3 separate regions of the Homo sapiens genome follow, and all the other regions are linked to region 1. A link is a loop called in an ENCODE intact Hi-C map of the cell type or tissue named here. Cell type or tissue: mammary epithelial cell. All regions are shown on one strand.

What was found. A loop is a pair of places that touch in the nucleus more often than their neighbours do. Peaks named below come from ENCODE experiments on the same cell type or tissue, not always from the same donor. Only the 100,000 strongest peaks of a DNase experiment are listed, where the experiment ranks them.
Region 2: it touches region 1 in a loop (4-fold over the local background); 12 of 110 quality-filtered maps call a loop at or near these places.
Region 3: a loop joins it to region 1, with 6 times the contacts of the local background. A loop is called at or near these places in 30 of 110 quality-filtered maps.

The regions. Positions count from the first base shown.
Region 1 is chr1:151,998,720-152,006,719 of GRCh38, reverse strand. No RefSeq gene overlaps it. Among named protein-coding and RNA genes, the nearest start is that of S100A10, 8.9 kb to the right of the region's middle. RefSeq lists a silencer at 7,453-7,747. In mammary epithelial cell, CTCF peaks have their summits at 2,469 (motif pointing right) and 4,812 (motif pointing right); DNase peaks (open chromatin) are centred at 3,559, 5,029, 7,579 and 7,899; H3K27ac peaks cover 3,890 bases.
Region 2 is chr1:151,590,581-151,598,580 of GRCh38, reverse strand. No RefSeq gene overlaps it. Among named protein-coding and RNA genes, the nearest start is that of SNX27, 17 kb to the left of the region's middle. RefSeq lists a cis regulatory region at 1,589-2,339 and enhancers at 3,318-3,818, 3,819-4,319. In mammary epithelial cell, a CTCF peak has its summit at 4,252 (motif pointing left); DNase peaks (open chromatin) are centred at 1,820 and 4,240.
Region 3 is chr1:151,885,476-151,893,475 of GRCh38, reverse strand. THEM4 (thioesterase superfamily member 4) reads left to right here. Exons shown (of 6, transcript NM_053055.5): 3 at 4,103-4,262; 4 at 5,093-5,203. Among named protein-coding and RNA genes, the nearest start is that of THEM4, 20 kb to the left of the region's middle. In mammary epithelial cell, CTCF peaks have their summits at 4,115 and 4,316 (motif pointing left); DNase peaks (open chromatin) are centred at 6,225 and 7,805; H3K27ac peaks cover 3,133 bases.

The DNA.
Region 1 (8,000 bases):
TTCCCAAGCTCAGGTGATCCTCCCACCTCAGCCTCCCGAGGAGCTGGGACCACAGACATGTGCCACCATGCCCAGCTAATGCCTTGCTTCAGAGTATTTCACTGCTTGCACTTGCTTCCAGTCCCCCAGGACCCAGTAGGCATGCACCTGGGAAGGACACAAACTGGCTGTGCCCCTATATCTCTGCCCACTTTCGATCCCTACAGAGGTGGGCTCCATGGGGCAGTGACCTGAGATTTGCTTACAATGGGATCCCTATCACAGAGTAGGGTCTGGCACCTTATAGGCGCCCCATGAATGCTCAGTGAAAGAAGGCATCCGCCACAAGGTCCTGGGTAACCAAGAATTATTCAATTGTGGCCTATAAATTTTTAATCCTAGAAGATATCGGAATGAGAAACATGAGGGGCTTTCAAAAGTGGCCAGTCTCTTAAACCATTATACTGGCAGGTGAACCATGTCACTTCAGACTACACCTTAAGTAGCCAGGATATCTAGTTATATCTATATACAGATAGATAGATATTTGGTGATATAGACATATGGCCATATCTATAGCTATGGAGCTATAGTGCTATATATATATCACCAAGTGTATTTACCAAAATATGCACAATGGTTGTCTCTGGATATCCCTTTTTTCTTTATATGTTTCTGTATTTTTCATTTTTCTCTCAGCGGATACTCAGTAACTTTATAATCAGAAATATAAATATATAAGTGTTAAACTTTCAATGTCTCCTCACTCAAAATAAGGCTCAAATGTCTTTATTCAGCATCGGAGGCTCTTAGTGATCTGGCCCTTTGTGGTTTCCATGTCCTGATCTCCTGCAGCCTCCGAACACACACCCCACGCACCTACAAACCTCCAAATCATCTGTATTTCTCCAGGGGCTTCTCCCTTACTTCATTTTCCTCACCTTCCTTGACTGGCTCTTACTTATCTGTCAAGATTTTCTTTGGCTCTTACTTATCTGTCAAGATTATCTTTAAGTACCTCCTCCTCCAGGAAGCCTCCCTAACACCCCATAAGGTCCAGATATCTCTGCTTTCTGTTCTGCACTCCAGCAACAATCAGAGTCACCTCGGCCATGATAATAAGAAGTAAGTGTTGCTTTATTTGTCTTCCTGCCCTGTTAGACTGGGATTCCAAAGGCAGGGACTGTATCTTTATTTCTGTATCCACAGTGTTTAGGTAGTGCCAGGCATAGAGTTGGCACTCAGCAAGTACCTGAATAAATACAGACAATCCCTAACCTACAATGGTTCAACTTAACAAAGACTTTTTGACTTTCTGATGTTGCGAAAGCAATACACAACCACAAAGTTTCAGACTTTAAATATTGGTGATTCTTTACCAAAAAGTCTCTGGGCTGAATTTTCAATTTACAATACTTTCAATTTATGATGAGTTTACCTGGACATAACCCCATCATAAGCTGCGGAACATCTGTATACAAAAAAATGGATTTGTAAAATATAATGGGTTTCTCAAATAGTCGTTATTATATATATATATATATATATATATATTCATATTCATTTTGAATATGAAGAAATATGTGCAGGGAGGTTAAGTGACTTGCCTTAGGTCACAAAGCTAATGAATGAGAGAACCAGAGCTCAAATCGATTGTCTAATCTGCCTTCCACTTCACCACAGCTGCCACCATGAAATAGTAACAAGAAAAAATATGCATGATCATGTGTCGGGTCAAGTTGATGGACAGGTGTCTCATACCAGGAAGCTTTTCTATCAGGAATAGACCTTCACAACAGTCACGGATAATGTATTTACTGTTATGGTTTAAGAACAGATTAAGCTAAAAAGTTTGAATGTGTTTTAAAACATTTTAACTCATTTCTTTGCTGGAATAGATGATAAATTTTAAGTCATGTTTTTCAAAAAAGAGAAACTGAGCATGCTCAGGCTGATGTGGGCTATAGGGACACTTCCATCATTGCACTCTTCCCTTCCTCAGATGCCTCAGGACCACTCTTCTTATCATCCTGTGTTGATCACTGATTTATGGTTCCTGCCAAAATCCACTGAGAGCATACTCTGCTCAGAACACACAACACACCAAGAGAAATCTCTCCCCAATGAACCAACAAGCATCAAGGGAGACAAATGAGCAGATAGGCAATTTCCCTACTCTATGATAAGGGCCACGAGAGGCTAAAGGAGCAACACCCAACCCCAGTCTAGGTGAGGTTGGGGAGGCTTCATGGTGGAAATCACATCTGGCCAAATCCTAGCGGCTGTCTGGTCCTACAATCTGTCCCCAGCCAGTATGTCTACCTTCTGGCCTCCTTTCACTGCCTTCCATCACCACTTGTCTCCTCACCTGGAGTGTGAATTCCTCAAACGGAAGGACCATGCCGCCTTCATCTGTGCATTCCCCACAGCACCCAGCCCAGCAGCTACAGCCAAATGACAGACTCCCAATCTAATGCCCTCACCACTAGATGGCTGAGCCTGGCTGGGGAAAACTATGCTGGAGCCAGACATCCTGCCAGAGTTCCAGCCTGACTGTAAGCTGTGCAGGGAGCCATAGAGTGTTGCCCAGGAAAGAGTTATCTATGAACCGACAACTGAGAGAACCAGTGTCTACACACCCTTCCTTGCAGGTCACCACGTCAGGGGTGGGGCAAACAACTTAAGACTAATCACAAAGCAGGTTGTTTTCACCTAAGAAACCCCACCAGCAGCTTAGCAGCTTAGTCTGCACCTTCCTTCCCAAACCAGTGCTCCTCCCTGCATTTGGCAGGCACCAGAGCACAAGGTGTCCAGGTCTGAAAACTTCTGGCAGTTCTGCTCCTTCCTCTCCCTATGGCCAAGAGCTCAGTAGCAGTAGCCTGCAGATTCTTCCTGTTCTTTCTCTCAAATCTGTACCTTCTCATCCACCCTTGCCACCATCATTCCAGGGTGGGCCTCCCTCATCTCCTGGCCCTCATTTTCTCCCAGCTTCACCCCATTCTCACATCACAGCTGCTCTCTCCTCCACAGCTGGCCGTGGTCCCTCCCTCTATGATTTCACTGTGTCTACCAACACAGTGATCAAAGGAGAAGGAGGCTGGGAAGAGCTGAGGGCTATAGGATGATCTCTGCTTAAAGACACAAGCGGCTCCAGAGACTGGTAAATTTTGAGAGAGAATCAGAAGCCAGAAAAAAAAAGCTTAGGTTTCATTGCAGAGTGGTCAATTTTTTAGCCTGGAATTCAAAAGCATCAATAATCTAGCCCTCATCCCTCACCCAATCCCTCTTTCTAGCCACTCTTGCTGTTCCTCCAGTGTGTCCTGTGCATACTCCCCTTGGCATCTTCCCTCGTGTTACTCCTCCCCCAGGACTACTCTTCTCTCAGCCCCTGTCCCATATGCTCAATCAAGCCTATCAAATCTGACCCAACCTACAAATCTCACTTCAAATCCTATGTCACCCATGAAGTTATTCTTAAGAGTCCAGCCAAGAGGGAGCCTGCTGTTCTGAAGTCCCCCGTGCAGCACTGCCCACACATGCTACCTCACCTCAGTGCTGGTTGTGAACACTTCTCATGTTCCTGCCCAGATTGTGGTTATGTTCCCAAGCAGCTGTCATCGCTGTGGTTCTACCAAGAGTAAGGCAGAGTCGGGTGGTGACAAGAGGGGAGGCTTTGAGACTAAGCTTATCTGGGTTCCAATAGGACTATATCAATGCCCTTAGGGAAGTTATGTAGCCTCTCTGAGCTTCCTTTCCACATCTGAAAACAGACTGGCTATCTATTTTACAGGGCTTTTGTTAGATTTACAGATAATATACATAAACCACAATAATTATTACTATAATCATAGCACTAATCGACCTAAAATATTTCTTGGAGTGATCATAAGAAACAAATAAGATAACATATGAGACAGAACTTCATAGAATATAAAATTATTGTGTTAATTTTTAACAAGAAGACTTGGAGTATGTTTGTGGGGGTTTTTTTGTTTTGTTTGTTTGTTTGTTTGTTTGTTTTTGGCAGAGTCTCGCTCTGTCTCCAGGCTGGAGTGCAGTGGTGCGATCTCGGCTCACTGCAACCTCCGCCTCCTGGGTTCAAGTGATTCTCCTGCCTCAGCCTCTCAAGTAACTGGGATTACAGGCATGCACCACCACACCAAGCTAATTTTGTATTTTTAGTAGACACAGGGTTTCACTATGTTGGTCAGGCTGGTCTTGAACTCCTGACCTCAGGTGATCTGCCTGCCTCGGCCTCCCAAAGTGCTGAGATTACAGGCATGAGCCGTGTCCAGCCCATTTGTGTTCTTCTATCAAATGGCCATATGTTGGTCATATGACCATACATTGGTCACATGATACAAGACCTCACAGATGCCCCACTAATTACCAGCCAGTACATCCTCCAACAGCTAAGCACTTTAGCTTTCAGAATATCTGTGCTCAAAGCTGTTAGAATGAATTCACTTAAAAGTCAACCAATAAAACTGGTGGAATCCTATGCTCAAACTGAGGTTTTGGTCCATATGGTACCAGACACTAGTTCAACTTAACAACCTATTTTCACCTATATATATATATATATATATATTTTTTTTTGGCGTCTTGTACACAGAGCATTACTTTTCTCACTGCTCAAGCCCAGAGAAATGCTGCCAAAAGCAAGAGAAAATGGGGTAGGATGTCAACCTAAATCACAGCCTCCATCTCAAGCCAACTAGGTAATCTTTCCAGCCCCATATTCAATCCTCTGGTTTCCAGCCAAGGATTTCCTGCCTGGGCCACTCAAGAGAAAGTAAACCCCACTGTCAAGCTATTCCCACTGTGGCCACCAGAGGGTCCCACAGCATTAGCTACAAAGCAAGAACACACCCTTTCCCAGTAAATTGTCCATTTTAAATATTTCCAGAAAGCCTTATGGCAGCCTCCCCAGCTTTCAGCCAATAGGACTGCCCAGAAACCCCAGAGCTAGCTGCTGCTAACATTGTTGAGGCGTCAGTTCATACCAAGCAGCCAGCATTTCACAAGGGGTTTGAGTCACTGGGGCCCCACAGAGTCCAATTTCTGTGGGTCTGAGCTCTCCCCAGCCACATTCCAGTATCATCAATGAACAAAGAGTATCTGTGGCTTCAGTAACTGTTTCCCTTTGACACAGCATCCAAATGTTTGCCTGGAACACCACTTGCTCTCAAGTTTTAATGAAGAGAGGAGAAATGCACCCTATCAGTCTGGCAGACCACAGTCCATGATAGGCAGGTCATGTCTTGCAGAGTTCTCCCCGAGTGCCAAACACTGGGATTCAGACAAGCTAGCATTCCGTTCTGCCTGATCACTTCACTGAAGGTGAAGAGTAAGTTGTCTTCTCCTTGGAAAAGGACATGTCCAAGATCACACAGCTAATGAGGGGCAGAGAAAACGTGATTTCCTCCCAAGCCTGTCTGAAACTCCAGAGTCTGCACTTACAACCACTATATTACATAATTGTTTTATTTTTTCCATTACCAACAAAAAGGGTTGACCAGATCCCTGTAGCTCAGCTGTACTCCCTCTCGGCCTCATCCCATGTCACACTTGCCTTGCTTCAGACACACTAGTGGTTTTTCAATTCCTCTAACAGACCCAGCTTCTCCTCATCTCTGGGCCTTTTCATGGGCTTTTTCCTCCCCTTAGGACACTTCCTCCCACCCCTCCTTTATTTGCAATCCTAGTTTCTCTTCCTCCTCTAAGGCTGGATTTAAGTATCCCCTTCTCAGAGAAGTCTTTCCTGATTTCCTACCTAAAATGGGTCCCTTCAATTCTCTCACTCAGACTCTTGATTTCCCATGATGGCACTCATTATAAACTTACCAAATTTTTGTATTAGTTTCATTTTCCCCTCTATTTCTATTTTATTTGCCTTCCTGAGGTAGGAGGTGGGACTTGATGCCAGAGGCGGAGCTCAGACACCAGATCAGATTGAGGACTAGCTAAAACAGGGCTTGGGCAAAAGCAGCTTTCAATCAGACATGCCCATTAGTGTGCCATGTCAATTTACCATTGCCATGGCAATATCTGGGCAGTTACTACCCCTTTCCATGGCAATGCCCCAATGACCCAAAATCTACTACCCCTTCCCTAGAAATTTCTGCATTAAACCACCCCTTAATCTGCATGCAATTAAAAGTGGGTTATATAAATACAACTGCAAAACTGCCCTGAGCTGCTGCTCTGTGCCTACTGGGTAGCCCTGCTCTGTAGGAGTACTCATGGAGCTATAACACTGCCTCTTCACTAAAGCTGTTTTCTTCTACCTCTGGCTTGCCCTTGAATTTCCTAGGCAAAGCCAAGAACCCAGTGGGCTAAGCTCCACTTTGGGGGTTGCCTGCATCATTTCCCACTATAATGTAAGGCCTGTGAGTGCAGAAATTTGTCTTAGTCATTGACATATCTCCAGGACCCATAACATGCCAGGAATTAGTAGGTACACAGTAAATATTTGATAGATTATAATTGTTAGAATTTGCAGCTCACCTGTAGGAGAAGACAGGTGGTTTTCGACCCCAATCTAACAGCTATCCTATTTTTAAAAACAAATTTAAAAAGCTACACTTCTTCAGCTTCTGCAGCTCCAAGAGATATGTTAGCACAGCAAGCACAGCCTTGGTGGAGTCCTCCCAGTACCCTAGACAGAAGTCTGCTGAAAGGCATTCACGAATCACACACACTAAAAACCCTGGGTGACAGAAGAGCCCTGTTTGGCTTCCTGACAACTGCCCCTCCACAGAGTGGGAGATCACACAGAGGAGGTGGGGATCTGCCTTCCAGAACCTGCTGCTTGCTGAGCTGGATGGCTTCAAGTTCATTAGATGGTTCAGTCTTTTCCATCATCCCAGAAGATAGGTGGAGACCCAGGTTCATAGTGGTGAAATGAATTGCCCAGAGCCATGCAGCTAATAATGCCCTTTTTCACATTCTTTAGCGGCTCTTATTACCTTAGGAAACTCCTTAGCAGAATATCTCAGGCACCCCAGGAAAGACACCTTCTCTCAAGACTCATCCCCATCCAAGACTCTAAAGGACGCTGCACTCTCCTCATGCAGAACAGCAGGTAGTTCCTGGCACAGACATAGTACCTCACAACTCCATCAGGCACATGCCTTTCCCTCCTGTCTGCCCCCACACAATGGGGCTTATTCCTACTTGTCCCTTAAAATCCACATAAATAAGTGAAAAAAGATAGGTCCTGATAGAAACATATCATAAGGAAACAAACATGAGGGCAGATATATTTATTCAAAAGTAGTCTCTGATATATAGTTAGCTTTGACAGTAAAAAATTAGAAACAACCGAAATGTTCAAAAAAATATGGGAAATGTTTAACAAATTATAGGATTTCCCTATTTAGGGGCTACTAATACAGCCATACCTGGGTTGGTTGGTTTGTCTTCCTTTTTGGATTGCCAGCAAAAAGTCTTGACCAGATCACTGTAAATCAGTGATTCTCAACTGAGGAGGCAGGAAGAAGTGCTAAGACTCCTTCCCAAGGTATTGCAATTGGTAGGTAAAGTTTATACAACTATGATTCATGCTGTTGACATGGTGTCTGGGCAGACAGAATGTTGAGCTGGGTTTTCACAGGTTTCCATGTGGTACAGGGCACAGCTTGATACACATCAAGAAACAATGACACTATGCATTTGCTAAGACCTGTGTGAACTTTGCTTCATAAGTATCTAAAAGAGTGACCAGGGCAGTAAGTAGTTCTGCTCAAACAATGACACTATGCTGAGGTGTCATCAGTATAATAGTGTAATTACTACACATGCAAATTAATCCTTTCAAATGTGCAGCCAAAAATACTAGCACTCAATACCAGCACTTTGTTAAGGTTATGCTGTAGCAAATAAACATTCAAATTCCAAGGTTCTTTCTCACCCACATAGCTAGTCCAATGAGGATGTTCCTGCTCAGCAAGTGATTTTCCTCCATACAGTGATTCAGGTACCCAGGCTCTTTCCAATTATGACTCTTCCATCCTTAG
Region 2 (8,000 bases), 410 kb after region 1:
AAAAACAAAACAAAAGCAAAAACAGTGAGACACATGCTACAACATGGATGAACCTTGAAGACATTATACTAAATGAAAAAGCTAGTCACAAAACGACAAATATTGTATAACTCCTTTTATATAAGGTTCATAGAGTAGCCAGATTTATACAGACAGAAAGTAGAATGGCTGTTGCCAGAGGGAAGGAGGAGTGGGCAATGGAGAGTTGTTATTTAAGGAGTTCAGAGTTTCAGTTGGGGAGATGAAAAAGTTCTGGAGATAGATGGTGGTGTTGATTGCACAACAATGTGAATGTACTTAATGCCACAGAACTGTATGCTTAAAAATGGCTAAAATAGGCCGGGCACAGTGGCTCACGCCTGTAATCCCAGGACTTTGGGAGGCCGAAGCAGGCAGATCACGAGATCAGGAGATCGAGACCATCCTGGCTAACACAGTGAAACCCCATCTCTACTAAAAATACAAAAAATTAGCCGGGCGTGGTGGCGGGCGCCTGTAGTCCCAGCTACTCGGGAGGCTGAGGCACGAGAATGGCATGAACCTGGGAGGCGGAGCTTGCAGTGAGCCGAGATCCCGCCACTGCACTCCAGCCTGGGCAACAGAGCGAGACTCCGTCTCAGAAAAAAAAAAGGCTAAAATAGTAAATTTTATGTTATGTATATTTTTCCACGATAAAAAATGTTTAATACAATGGTGAGGCTATTTAAGATATAGAGCAAAAAAATTGTGCTAAACTTGAAAAAATTTTCACTAATAACCCTAATGTTGGGCTTTTGGGCTATTTTAATATGTGAGTGACAGCCATTTCCCAGCCTTAGCGATCACTTCTGTCCTACTCATGTGCCATCCTCTCCTCTTTCCTCAGACCCATGGTTGTTTTGACTAAAGCACAAGTCAAAAAATTCCACCCCCAAGGAACGCCCTGCAAGGGAGTCCCCAGCACGGAATGGAATCAACCATGACACCCACTTACCTTTCCCCTTGAAGGTGACCCTCACCTTTCTTCTTTTGTTGTGTAGTCATCCTTTTTCAATACAGCTGGCTATCCCCATATCCACGCCAAGAGCCTTTGGGACCAGGAGGCAGAGAGAGCCAAAGAGAAGCACAAGCACAGAGCACCAGCTGATACTGGCAGCTCTGGAAAAGTCTATTTACTGACAACACATATGTACTCATATGGACTGATCCCTCCGAAGTTTGCAGATGAGGCTAAGCTGTGGGGAGCAGTACAGAGAAGTGGCAGCCGTGTGTCCAACCTCAACACTCATTCATGGAGGGCCAGGTCATTCCACCTGAAGCTACCAAAGCCCCACACCATGTCCAATGCCCAGAGCGAGCAAGAGACCTATCCAATCCCATTACATAACCTTAAAATCAGAGGTCATCTATTCACATTTCAGCTACTCACTCCACACAGTCTTTTCTGAAAAAATCAGAGACTATAAAGACCTTCAACATTGCAACACCCACCACCCCTTTAACTCATGTCCCAGAGCTTAATCACACTATCAGAAAATTTCTCCTTACATGTCATCTTCTGGGATTAAAATAGATTCTAAACAGCCTCCATCAAATTTTGAATGATGTGTGCCCTCCAGTGCACAAACATTAAACATTAGCATTCAGTTCTCTGCGTTGAGCTCCTGATGCCAGGCAAGTGCCCCAGGGCTGCCTCATGGAGTGATTGTCTTTTGCTCAGTGATCCTGGTCAGCCACCTGGAAAAACACTCTGCTGGTTACAGGAAGGAGAACTTACTTCAGTTCTGCCAGCACTGACTGGGTCCCTACTACCTGCCAGGCACTGGGCCAGGGCTGCAGACATGAAGATGAATAATCAACCCCTTCCCTTAGGAATTCTCAGGCCTGGGGGAGAGGCAGACATGAAAACAAACAAGTAGTGTACATTGTGATAAGTTTTGTGCCAGCTGCTGTGGGAGCCCTGATAAGGGATGATTAACTCTGTCTGGGGATTCTCTGGGGAGTCAGAGAAGACTTCACCAAACAGATGTCATTTGAGTGGGGTTTTGAAGGATGACTAGGAGCTTCTCAGAAGGATAAGGCAGGGAAAAGAATTTCAGGCCGAAGGAAGCACACATGGAAAGGCAGAGAGGTGAAGAAGGACATGGTGTGTCTCAGAAACAACTGGCAAGGTAGCAGAGGTCCAGAAATGAGACTGAACGAGTAAAGCCACAGGCAGCTTAATCCCGACCATGACCCCTCCGTGGCCCAGGGAGAAGGAAGGCAAAAACAAATTGAAGTTCTAGTCCTATTGCTGCTGAGTAAGCAACACTATTTTTCTAGATGAAGATGATATCCTTAACTCTTTGTTCCATGAGTGTTCTAGATCTTCTACAAGATTATAATCTGCTAGTGAGAACTGTCTTCTCAAGGGATCCAGGCCTTCTACATTTGGAAAGGCCATTGGACAGGTCATCTGGAATCTTTTGGGAAGCTGCGTTGATTTGAAATGTCATTATTGCTGATTGGAGCTCTGAAGAACCTGCCATTTGACAGAGGAGGGAACCGAGACTCAGAGAGGTGAAGGGGCCACTTGACCTCATCATGGTAGGATGAGCCAGGCCAGCACCCAGCCCTCCTTGCCACCCTCACTGAGCTTCCTGTCCTACCTTTTTTTTTTTTTTTTGAGACAGAGTCTCCCTCTGTCATCCAGGCTGGAGTGCAGTGGTGCCATCTCGGCTCACTGCAAACTCCGTCTCCCAGGTTCAAGCGATTCTCCTGCCTCAGCCTCCCAAGTAGCTGGGATTCAGGCATGCACCACCACGCCCGGCTAATTCTTGTATTTTTAGTAGAGATGAGGTTTTGCCATTTTGGCCAGGCTGATCTCGAACTCCTGACCTCAAGTGATCTGCCTCAGCCTCCGAAAGTGCTGGGATTATAGGTGTGAGCCACCGTACCTGTCCTGTCCTTCCTTTTATCCCCTTAAGGAGCCCAGGTTGGTGCTCTTTTATTCAGTGGATATGTAATAATTCTGGTTATTTCATCCTCTCCAGAAAAAAAAAAAATAAGTGTATGGTTTGGTGGACTTTCTGGAAACTTCCAGAACCAATTCTTCCTGAGTAAGGGCTTATTAAACATGAGCAGGCCGGGCGCGGTGGCTCATGCCTGTAATCTCAGCACTTTGGGAGGCTGAGGTGGGTGGATCATGAGGTCAGGAGTTGGAGACCAGCCTGACCAACGTGGTGAAACCCCATCTCTACTAAAAATACAAAAATTAGCCAGGCATGGTGGCACGTGCCTGTAATCCCAGCTACCCAGGAGGCTGAGGCAGGAGAATCACTTAAACCCAGGAGGCGGAGGTTGCAGTGAGCCAAGATCGCGCCACTGCACTCCAGTCTGGGCAACACAGTGAGATTCTGTCTCAAAGATAAACAAACAAACAAACAAACAAGCATGAGCAAAATGAACTGAAACTTCCCAAGGAACTCTAGGAAAAGCTGGTCTAACACATGAGCCTTACAAATTAGTTTTTTTTCAATCACCTTTCAGTCTACCAAAATTTTTACCAGTCTTAAAATGCTCCCAGTTCTTTTCTGTTTTTTGGGTTTTGTTTTTTGTTTTTTGTTTTTGTCTGTCTGTTTGTTTGTTTGTTTTGAGACAAGGTTTAACTTTGTCACTCAGGCTGGAGTGCTGTGGCACGATCTCAGCCCACTGCAGCCTCAACCTCCTGGACTCAAGCGATCCTCCCACCTCAGCCCCCCAAGTAGCTGGGACTACAGGCATGCACCATCATGCCCGGCTAATTTTTTTGTATTTTTAGTAGAGACAGGGTTTTGCCATGTTGCCCAAGCTGGTCTTGAACTCCTGACCTCAAGTGATCCGCCCACCTCGGCCTCCCAAAGTGCTGGGATTACAGGTGTGAGCCACTGCAGCCGGCCTAAAATGCTCCCAGTTCTTCTCAAAACTCTGCCTCTGATGATGTGAGCTGTAAGGCAGACTAAACTAGGACACGGACACATTTTCAATTTTTCATAAAATATTTGCTTTCCTAGAATCCAGTATCTTTTTAGGCCTCTTTTTTTATCCTTCTGGTGCTAGGCCTAATTTACAAAATGGCTCCCTCATCTCATCCTAATTTGGCTGGCTGCTCTTTGCTAAAGAACTGAGTTTAGGATTTACAACATGAAAACTACAGAGACCCAGGCAGGTCTGAAGAGACAACTTGCTTGTCTTCCTGTGGGGCCCGGCGGCGGCCACCTGCACAGGTGCTGGAAGACTTGCTGCCCTCTAGTGGCTGCATCCTGGGCGCGCAGGAGTACCTCCACTTCGCAAATGAAAAAAATCCTCGTTTTCAGGTTCACCGGCTAAACGTGCTCTGAAAGCATTGTCTTCCCCTCCGAAGACCCATGGAATTTTAGAGCTAAAAGGGAACTTAGTCCATCCCCTACTTTTCTGGTTTCTCGTTTTGTTTTGTTTTGTTTTGTTTTGTTTTGTTTTGTTTTGTTTTGAAGGAGCCTGAGGATCAGAGAGATTGGGTCCTTCAGCTAAGAACCTGCAACAGTTAGAGAAGTAGACAGGAATAGAATCTCCCCGCTACCCCACACCCTTATTAAAAGACAGGGAAGGGAGAGGAAGTCACCATTTGAAATTTAGAAGTACACAAGATGCAAAAGGGTTGTGTACTCGAGTGAGCCAAGTGATCCCAGGGGATCCCGGAGGGTCTGGCTAAAGGCTGAGCTCTCCCCGTCAGCCACTCCCCTGGCCCGCCCCCTCCCCAAACCGCTTCTGCTTCCCCAGGAAGCTACTTTGTAAGTGCACGCAGGCCTCGGATAGGGACCATCTCTCTGCCGCTTTTTGAACTTTCCTTAGGTCAAGGACACTGCACTCCAGTGTAGATCTAGATTTTTGTCCAAATTTCAACCTAAAGTAATTCACTCCCCCACCCCCGCCATTGGGCCTCGGTTTACTCATCTGTCAAATGAGGGAGTTGGATCGGATGCTTTCTAAGGTTTCTTTTAGCAGTGGTAGTTTATGATTGTCTGCCTCTTGGCATACAAGTGTCAATGAAAAGAGACAAACTATAGAATATTTGAAGAGATTTATTCTGAGTCAAATATGAGGGACCAATGGCCTGTGACATAGCACTCAGGAGATCCTGAGAACATGTGCCCAAAGTGGTCAGGCCACAACTTGGTTTTACACATTTTAGGGAGACATAAGGCATCAATCAGTACATGTAAGCACCCAGCTGATTCCAAGTCTTTAGACAGTAACTTAACTCTTTCAACCAATTGCCAGTCAGAAAAGCTTTGAATCTACCTATGACCTGGAAGCTCCCCCAACCCCCTTCCAGTTGTCCCACCTTTCTTTACTAAACCGATGTACATCCTTACATGTACTGATTGATGCCTTATGTCTCCCTAAAATGTGTAAAACCAAGTTGTGGCCTGACCACCTTGGGCACATGTTCTCAGGATCTCCTGAGTGCTATGTCAGGAATCAATAGAATTAGAATCAATAGAAAGGAATATCTGAGTCAAGATAAGGGATTGTGAGACCAACCTTCTATCATACAGATGAAGCCTCCAGGTAGCAGGCTTCAGAAACAATAGATTGTAAATGTTTCTTATCAGACTTAAAGAGTCTGTTCCATCAGTAATTCCAAAAGGGATGAGGGTTATGATGAGGTATGTCCAGCTCCTGCTTCTAATCAGGACCTGAACTAGTTTTTCAGGTTAACTTTGGAATGCCCTTGGCTGAGAAGACGGGTCCATTCAGATAGTTGGGGAGGCTTAGATTTTTATTTTTGGTTTACACCAGTGTCTGGTGGCACTACTAGACTGGTGGCAACTTGAGAGCAGAGTCTGTGTATCTTTTCCTCTTCACATCCTCAAAGCCATGCCCTATATCTTCTCTGACATTGAATGCTAAAAAAAATTATTTATTTAGTTATTATTTATTTATTATTTGTTTTTGAGATGGAGTTTCACTCTTGTTGCCCAGGCTGGAGTGCGATGGCGTGATCTCAGTTCACTGCAACCTCTGCCTCCCAGGTTCAAGCAATTCTCCTGCCTTAGCCTCCTGAGTAACTGGGATTACAGGCACATGCCACCACACCCAGCTAATTTTTGTATTTTTGGAAGAGATGGGGTTTCACCATGTTGGCCAGGCTGGTCTTGAACTCCTGACCTCAGGTAAAATGCCCGCCTCGGCCTCCCAAAATGTTGGGATTATAGGCATGAGCCACTGTGCTGGGCCAAAAAATACTTATTGACAATTATTAACATATTTAGCATGTGCTACATGCCAAACGTGCCACATAGGATCCCCTCATATGGCTTTGTGCTGGCCACTGCCACACCCATGAGATTGTCAGGCATGGCACTAAGCACAAGTGCTCTGGAATCGAATCACCTATGACCTAGAACTGGTTTGACACTTTCTACCTGTGCATCCTTGGACAAGTGACTTACTATGTCTCAATCCCTCATCTGTAAAATGGGGATTAAATGACAGTGCATGTAAGCACTTGGTAAATGTTCTTATTAGATAGGCATTATTATTTTGGTTTTATAGATTAGGAAATTAAGGCTTAGAGAGCTTAAATAACTTTTCCAAACTAGTATGGCCAGTAACATATCTAAGATTATGAGCAAGATCCAAAGCCCATGCTAACTCCTTAAACTCTATGCTACACTATTCCCCTATTGTTGAATGACTGAATACAAGAACAAGTGAATGAATGCATGAATAAGATTATTTATTGCTGATGGCAATGATAATAGCTGGCATTTGACTCTCCCGTAAGGAGGATATTGGTCCCAGAATCTGTCTCTTCCTCATTCCCTAGGGCCAACTAAGAAAGAAAATGAAAACAATAATTTAAAAAAAAAAACAAACAGAAATGCCTCTTTATGATGAAAAAAATACAGGTTTCTTCTAAATCAGGGCTGTTCAATCTTTTGACTTCCCTGGGCCACAATGGAAGAAGAAGAATTATCTTGGACTACACATAAAATACACTAACACTAACAATAGACAATGAGCTTAAAAAAAACTGCAAAAGAATCTCAATGTTTTAAGAAAGTTTACAAATTTGCATTGGGCCACATTCAAAGCCATCCTGACGCGGCCCAGGATGGCTTGATTGAATAAACTTGTTCTAAATCAGTAAGCACGTATTAACCATCTACTTTGTGGCACTATTAGGGCTAGGCACTGTGGAATTAGAGATATCCCTGACCTTTAAAAGCTTGCAGTCTCTCTGGGGAAACAAACACATGCAAAGTCCGAATTATAATGGAAGACAGTACATTATGACATCCTACAACAGGGTAATACAGATGATCTGTGTTGAGCAGAAAGGGAACACAACACAGGCTTGAGAATTCTGGGAGGGCTTCACGAAAGAGAACACAGGTTAAGTCTTGAAGAATGAGGAACTTTCTTTGATGTTATCTTTCATTATTTCCTCTCCTTTTCTCCTACACCAGTTGGTCAGTCACCAAGGCCTATCAGTTCTTTCCCAGTGACTCTCACACCACCAGTCCCTTTCTTTCCAGTCCAGTGGCCATTATCGCAGTTCAGCCCCTCATTGCTTCATGCCTGGAGGTGCCCTAACATCTATTACTTGTTTCCTTGCTGCCAGCCTTTACCTTTTCAATCCATGCTCTTTGCCTCTTTGGGATTAGCCTTCTTATTTTATCATGTCACTCTAGTGATTCATTCATTCCAACTTCTCTTCAACTAATATTTATTGTGCATCTACTATGTGCCAGGGGCCACTCTTCTAGATACTAGGGATTCAGTGTTGAACAAGACAGGCAAGAAAAATCCCTGCCTTGACAGAACTTACATACTAGTTTAAACAAAAACAAACAAAAACCTCTAATGGAGACCTTTCACTTTAAAGATTAGAGTCCAGGCTGGGTGTGGTGGCTCATCCCTGTAATCCCAGCACTTTGGGAGGCCGAGGCAGGCAAATCACTTGAGGTCAAGAGTTCAAGACCAGCCTGGCCAACGTGGTGAAGCCCTGTCTCTAA
Region 3 (8,000 bases), 110 kb after region 1:
CATGCCACAACTGCATTTCTCTCTTCCCAGTCTCTCTCTCTCTCTCTCTTTTGTTTTGGGTTTTTTTGTTTTGTTGTTTTTTTGTTTTTTTTGTTTTTGGTTTTGAGAATGAGTCTCACTGAGTCACTCAGGCTGGAATGCAGTGGCGTGACCTCGGCTCACTGCAACCTCCTCCTCCCGGGTTCAAGTGATTCTCCCACCTCAACCTCTCAAGTAGCTGGGATTACAGGTGCATGCCACCACACCCAGCTTATTTTTATATTTTTAATAGAGACAGGGTTTCACAATGTTGGCCGGGCTGGTCTCGAACTCCTAAATTCAAGTGATCTGCCCCACCTTGGCCTCCCAAAGTGCGGGGATTACAGGCATGAGCCACTGTGCCCAGCCTATCTTGAACCCACTCCCTCAAAACAGCTCTTGCCAAAGGTACCAGTGACCTTCATGTTGCTGAGTCCGCTAACCTCTCAGCTTTTGGCACAGCTGTTGACTCCTTTCTGTTTGAACATAACTTCTAGGACACCACATTCTCCACTTCACTGGTGCCTCCTTTTCAGTTTCTTGGGCTGGCTCTTCCCCATCCTCAAACCCTTCATGTTGGGGTGCCCTCAAGTCTCAGTCCTTAGTACTCCTCTCTTCTCCACACTCCATTGGTAATCTCATGCAGTCTCTCAGCTTTAGAGACCATCCAGAAGTTGACAACTTCTTAATTAAATGGTTGAAATTTAGTGCCTGGGTTCAAATTCTGGTTCCACAATTTAAAGCTGTGCAACTTTGAGCAAGGCACTTTACCTTTCTGTGCCTCAGTTTCCTCATGGTAGATACTTTAGTATTTGCTGAAGGAATGAATAAAACAAAAATAAAACTAATCAAGAAAAATTATAGAGTTCTTAAGTTTCTTTGCAGAATCTCTGATATATCTCGAGGGAAGAATTATTCTGTTTTATAAATGAAGAGGAAAAATGTGTAGTTTGTATTACTTATTCTCTTCCAACTGTTAGCACATCACACAACTGACTGTCCTTATCCCAGCACAATCTGGCTTCTACCCTCACAGCTCTACTGAAATGTCTTCATTGAAGCCACTAGTGACGGAAGTGCCAAATTCAGTGTGCATTCTTCAGCACTTACTGTACTAGACCTCCCTGTCTCATTCTCATTGAAACATTTTCTTTTGGCTTTCATAAACCTTTCAGACCAATCTTCCCTCCTCCTTCTACTTGCTCCTTAAATGTCAATGTTTTCCAGGGTTCCATTCCTACATTTTGCTCATTTCTTCATCCAACCCTCATTCGCTCTTGACTAAAATTTGACCCTCTCAGAATCAAGAGGAGTTTGAGATCCTCTTTGCTACCCACACTTGTTTTCAAACCATTACTTCCCCTCATCTTAAAAAGCCCTCTGGGCTGGGCACAGTGGCTCAACACTTTGGGAGGCCAAAGTGGCAGATCACTTGAGGCCAGGAGTTTGAGACAAGCCTGGGTGACAGAGCAAGATTCTGTCTCAAAAAAAAACAAAAACAAAAAACCTCTGTTTCTTTGAGTTTATACCATCTAACTTTGTCACCCTCCTCTTCTTCTCCTCCTTGTTGCTGTCATCTGTCAACCTCTCCCTCAGTGTTGAGTATTTCAGCAGCTGGTCCGCTATCTACCCAACTCCATTCAGCATCCTCAGCAACTCGAGCATCTACACAGTGGCTCCTCAGTTTATGTGCTTCCTCATCACCTATGAACTTTTCTTATCCCCCAGCCCCAGCCACACACTGCCATGAACATCTCGAGCCTTATCTTCAGACAGTACACAGCCTCCAAATGCATACATTTAAACATCCTGTTTTCTGATGACAGCATTTTTCCTTTCAGCAGCTTACTTGTTCAAAGGCCCCTCAGAAACAATTGTTATTTCATTAAGACCTTCTGAGTTCATTGAATCCTTTACTTTCTCATGGTCCAATAGCCCTCATCTATCTGAACTTTTGTAGCCCACCTAACCTAGGAAAACCCCAGCCCTGGATGAATCCAACCATCTGCCATCTTTACTTTGAACTGGCTTTCACATAGTTAAGCATTGCTAGAGAAAATCACCCCATCTAGCAGATAAGTTTGGTGATTGTGATTTTTGTAGTTTCATCTCCTGTCTCCATTCTTATCCTCCTCAAAGCCCTTCTTCCACTCAACTGTCAGAATGATTCAAAATGCAAATCTCATCATGTTATTCCAATGCTATTTTCAGTGCTATCCCATTTCTTAAAATACTCTTGCCTTTCAGACTTAAAAATGAATATGAAGCACCTAGGAATCTTGTTAAAATGCAAGTTCTGCTTCAGAAGGTCAGAAGTAGAACCTGAGATTCTGCATTTCCAACAAACTTCTTTCACCATCACAAAGGACAAACACATCCTCTTGAGAGTAGTAGCTTTTGGTCTTTATTTTGAAATGACCTACATTTTAACTCAACCCAGACCTTATTTTTCTCATTTTTATGAAATAAGCTCAAGGTTTGCCAATCTAGACCAGAAATCTCAAACTCCTAAGTAAAACAATTATAAGCACTTAACACCTATCTTATCCTGAAGTCCTGGAATGTCAGAGTTGGAAGAGATCTTAGAGCTCATTTTGTTTTATCTCCTCATTGTATGGATAAAGTGTAGTGCAAAAGAGTGAGTTCTAGGCCAGAGGTAGGCCAATAATTTAATTTTCCCAACTCACGGGCCAAGGTTCTTTCCACTGCACCATAATACTGATCCCCAATTTTAAGGTTCCTTGTCTGTCCTTCTAAACCATCAATTCACTCAACAACTGCTTAAGTGTATATAGTATGTGCACATCTGTGCCATTTGTTGGGTATGCAAAGTCTAAAAGACAGGGTGCCTGCCCTGAGATGCTCATGACCTAATTCAAATGCATCCTTCCTGTCCCTCTCCCCACTTCTCCTGGATCTTCTCATCTGTATCTTTTTCCACGTTTGTAAATATAAATTCAATAGAAATAAACAGTTTTATATATGGCAAATCATGATGAGCTATGAAAGAAAGGTGAGTAGGGGGATTAAATTTTAAAATAGATACAAAAGGATAAATGCACTATTTCTTGAGAGCAATGGCTTTCAATCTTTATTTTGAAGTGACCTATATTTTGATTCAATCCAGTTCCCCCAACTTGCTCACAATTGTGTAAGTGAAAAAAAACTGTGTCTAAACAAGTGCACTATTACTTACCCAGAGTATATGGTTCTGTTAACTAAGTGTTCTGTTTCTTTTTAAAGCCTGGTTAATGGCCGGGCGCTGTGGCTCACGCCTATAATCCCAGCACTTTGGGAGGCCAAGGCAGGCGGATCCCTGAGTTCGGGAGTTCAAGACCAGCCTGACCAACACGGAGAAACCCCGTCTCTACTAAAAATACAGAATTAGTCAGGCGTGGTGGTGGGCGCCTGTAATCCCAGCTACTCAGGAGGCTGAGGCAGGAGAATCGCTTGAACCCGGGAGGCGGAGGTTGCGGTGAGCTGAGATCACGCCATTGCACTACAGCCTGGGCAATAAGAGTGAAACTCTGTCAAAAAAAAAAAAAAAAAAAAAGAAGCCTGGTTACAACCCACAATCTGATTTCATGAACCCTAATGGTTCTCACTGCCAGTTTTGGGGGCTTAGAGTCACAATCACTTGAGTGTTGGGCTGAACTGACCCTGTTGCTGATTCAGACTCAACTCATGTCTGCCAGGGAAACCTCCTTTCTGTTACATTTTTTATTTTCTGTAAATTGCATTTAAACCACAGTTCTTCCAAGAAGGATTTCCGTCTTTACCGTACCATTTTATTCAGTATATTGTTAGCGTTTATATACTATATTCCTGATTGCCATGTGTGGGTACTTCATTTTGATTTCATGTCTGTTTACTCTGTCCCCAGTTGGACTGTTAATTCCACAAGGGCAAAGATCCTATCTTCTGTTTCATTGAGACGCTCCCATTCCTTTCAATTTTGCACCCTGTGGACATTTGAATCAATCATCTATTGACATGTGATTCTAGCAGGGTACAGGTGCTTGGCTCTGCCATGGCATTTCTCTCACCCTTGTTTCTCATTTGCCATCCACCTCATTTTCTATAGACCCAAAGCTTATGAAAGAAGAACAAATGTCACAGGCCCAGCTCTTCACCAGAAGCTTTGATGATGGCCTGGGCTTTGAATACGTGATGTTCTACAATGACATTGAGAAAAGGATGGTTTGCTTATTTCAAGGAGGCCCTTACCTGGAAGGACCACCTGGGTAAGAATGATAGCCTGAAAGTGTGGATCTAAAAGATTTTTATCTTACACTGCCCCCATGTGTCCTGTACATGGACTACAATAAAGATTTTCAAATGGTCACATAGATGTATATTTATTGACATGGAAAGATGTTTATAATACATTATTAAAGGACATCTTATCTATATTATTAATATTGATTAAATATTTTTATATATGAGCATTATAATATTATAGGGCATAGGGCAATAGAGTATAATTTGAGAGCATATCATTAATGTGTTAACAGTGGCTTGTCACTGACTAGGTGGGTAGTATTATGGGTCCTAAATTTTTTTCTTTTTTTTCATATTTGCATTACCTACATTTCTAAACAATGAATATGTATAGTTTGTTTTGTTTTGTGAGACAAGGCCTTGCTCCTTTGCCCAGGCTGAAGTGCAGTGGCATAATCATAGCTCACTGCAGCCTCGAACTCCTGGGCTCAAGCAATCCTCTCACCTCAGTCTCCCGAGTAGCCAGAACTACAGGCACATGACACCACACTTGACTAATAATAAAAACATAATATAAATTTTCTAAATTACATTTTAGCTTTTTGCTTGCTTGCGATCTGGTTACTATTAAGTTCTGGTTTTATTACAAATACTTAAGACTATATTATTATGCTGTGAACAAAACAAAGTTGGGGACATAGATAGTATTTGGCATTCAGTACACTGAACATGGGCTAAGTGGACCTTTCATAAGTAAATAGTGTGAAGATGCTTGGATAATTTTTCTCTTTCAAGAGGCTCTCTATCTTCAGAACTTCTGAAAACATTTCTCCTCCACTCCTGTTGTAACTAGATTCATTCATGGAGGTGCCATTGCAACCATGATTGATGCTACTGTTGGTATGTGTGCAATGATGGCTGGGGGAATCGTCATGACTGCCAATCTCAACATCAATTATAAAAGGTAAATTCACAGTAATTCTCTATTTATCCTTAGGTGTTGTTAAGTCAGGTTCCCAGTTGCAGATCTTGACACCATAATTTGTGTTCAAGTGATTATTAAGGAAGTGCTCCCAGAGGAGACTAGCAAGGGAGTGGGAGAAGCAGGACGGGGAAGATGAAGAAGTGTCAACCAAGGCTGAACTCTCAAAAGTCCAGCAAAGCATAGCTTTAGCCAGATCATACAAGAGAGCTCTAGAATGAAATTTATGCCTCAGAATTGTCTCCATCTCAGATGAGGGAGCTAGAGTCTTTATACTCTCGCATGTATTGGTCATAGGATCAGGGCCATCCCAGGGACCATAAATTTCCAAGTACTTCTAAGGGTCTCTGTGTTTGAGCAAAGCAGACTCTAGAGAAAATAACCAAAACAAGTGAAGAAAGGATCCAAGGGGCTCTGGGTGGAGCACCAACATCTACTACATAACAAAATTAATTTTTTAAAAATTTAGCTGGGCCCAGCAGTGCACGTCTGTAGTCCTAGCTTCTTGAGAGGATTGCTTGAGCCCAGGAGTTCAAGGCTACAGTGAGCTAGGATCATGCCACTGCACTCCAGGGTGGGCAACAAGACCCCAACTGTAAAAAAAACAACAACAACAAAAACACACACACACACACAAAACACCGAGTCTTTTCAGTCCACAGGCACAGATGTCTTTCCATTTATTTGTGTCTTTAATTTTTTTCATCAATGTTTTGTAGTTTTCAGTGTATAAGACTTTTGCTCTTTGGTTAAGTTTATTCCTATGTATTTTATTCTTTTTGATTTTTTTATTTTTAATTTTTTTATTATTATTATTATTATTTTGAGACAAAGTCTCACTTTATTGCTCAGGCTGGAGTGTGGTGGCATGATCTCAGCTCATTGCAACATCCACTTCCCAGGTTCAAGCTATTCTCATGCCTCAGCCTGCCAAGTAGCTGGTATTACAGGCATGCACCACCACAGCTGGCTAATTTTTTGTATTTTCAGTAGAGACAGTGTTTCACTTTGTTGGCCAGGCTGATCTCAAACTCCTGGCCTCAAGTGATCCGCCTGCCTTGGCCTGCCAAAGTGCTGGGATTACAGATGTGAGTCACTGCACCTGGCCTTAATTGTTTTCTTAATTTCCTTTTTGGATTAGTCATTGTTTGTGTATAGAAATGCAACTGCTTTTTCTGTGTTGATTTTACATCTTGCAGCTTTGCTGAATTTGTTTATTCATTCTAACAGGTTTTTGTGGAATCTTTAGGATTTTCTATATACAAAGTCATGTCATTTGTAAACAGATCTTTGTACTTCTTCCTTTCCAATTTGAATACCTTTGATTTCTTTTTCTTGCCTAATTGCTCTGGCTAGGACTTCTAGTACCATGTAGAATAGAAGTGGCAAAAGTGGGCATCCTTGTCTTGTTTCTGATCTTAAATGAAAAGGTTTTAGTCTTTTACCATTCAGCATGATGTTAGTTGTAGGGTTTTCATAAATAGCCTTTATTATGTTGAGAGAGTTTCTTTCTATTCCTAGTTGTGCCTTAGATTTTTAACCTTTAAACCCAGATTGTCATTGTACCTCCTTTTAACAATTTTAATAGCAATTACATTGATTCTAGAGATTAATTTGGGGAAAGTTGACATATTTACAGATGGTCAATATTTCATATTAGTTATAACTATAAATTAGATTCTAGAAATCTGGGTTTTCTTAACATGTTAAAGAATATATTAAAAATTAAATTTTTTATATTTTTCCATGTCCCATGTTTTTAAAAATATTTTTCCATGTTCAAATAAAGTTGAATAATGAAGTATAACATCGTTCCTAAAAAAATAAATGTAAACGGTTACTTTGAAAACAAGCTGAAACAAAGTATTTAGATTGCTGTTTATCTCAAAAAGTGTTTGTGTCTTAAGCACATACTCAAATGCAAAATGGGAAACAGAACCTGCCAAACTCTATGCTTAGTGTTTGTCCCACCCAATAAACCATCCACAAAAATCAGTTGCATTGCTGTTCATTTGTTCCCCACAATTGGAAAACATACTGAAAAGAAGTTTTACCTGAAGTCATATGGATAGAGAGCAATTTAGTCAGAATTAGAACTCACATCTTATGACACCAAATCTGATGCTCTTCACTACAACACACAGCCTCCATTGTCTTCTGTTAGTTGATGACTAAAGACCAGAATAAAGTATTGGATTTTATAAGTAGTTTAGAATTTAATATTTATCACTCTCTGTTTTTTTGTATACAGTTATTTAGGTTCATAATAATAGTAATAATATTAAATTTAATATGATTACTTGACAGTCCTTCAAGATGCTACAGGTAACAACCTGGGATTATATTTTAATTGAAAATAATTTGCAGTGTCAATTAATCATCAGATGCCTTAATCTACCTTACTTCCTTTAAGAAGCAAGATTATTCCTTAATGATTTCAAATAATTTCCAGCCCTCTGATCCAAATATCCCACTTGATTTATTTCCTTGTGCCTAGCACATTAAGATAAATAGACAAAGCAGGTCAAACTAGTGATGACAAGCCAGCTGAAAGGGTAAATATCTCAGCATGCCAATGACCCATTCATGACACATGAGTTGAGAAGCTCCTGATTCGATTTCTTCATGCAACATGGCAAACAAGAAATGCTAAAGGACATTCCTCCTTCAAAACAAGTAGATCCTGTACCAAATACACAAGGAAAGAAACTACCAAGGGTGACTATCAACAGAAACAATAAATAAGATTTAGACCTCAGGGATCTAAGATATGATGATA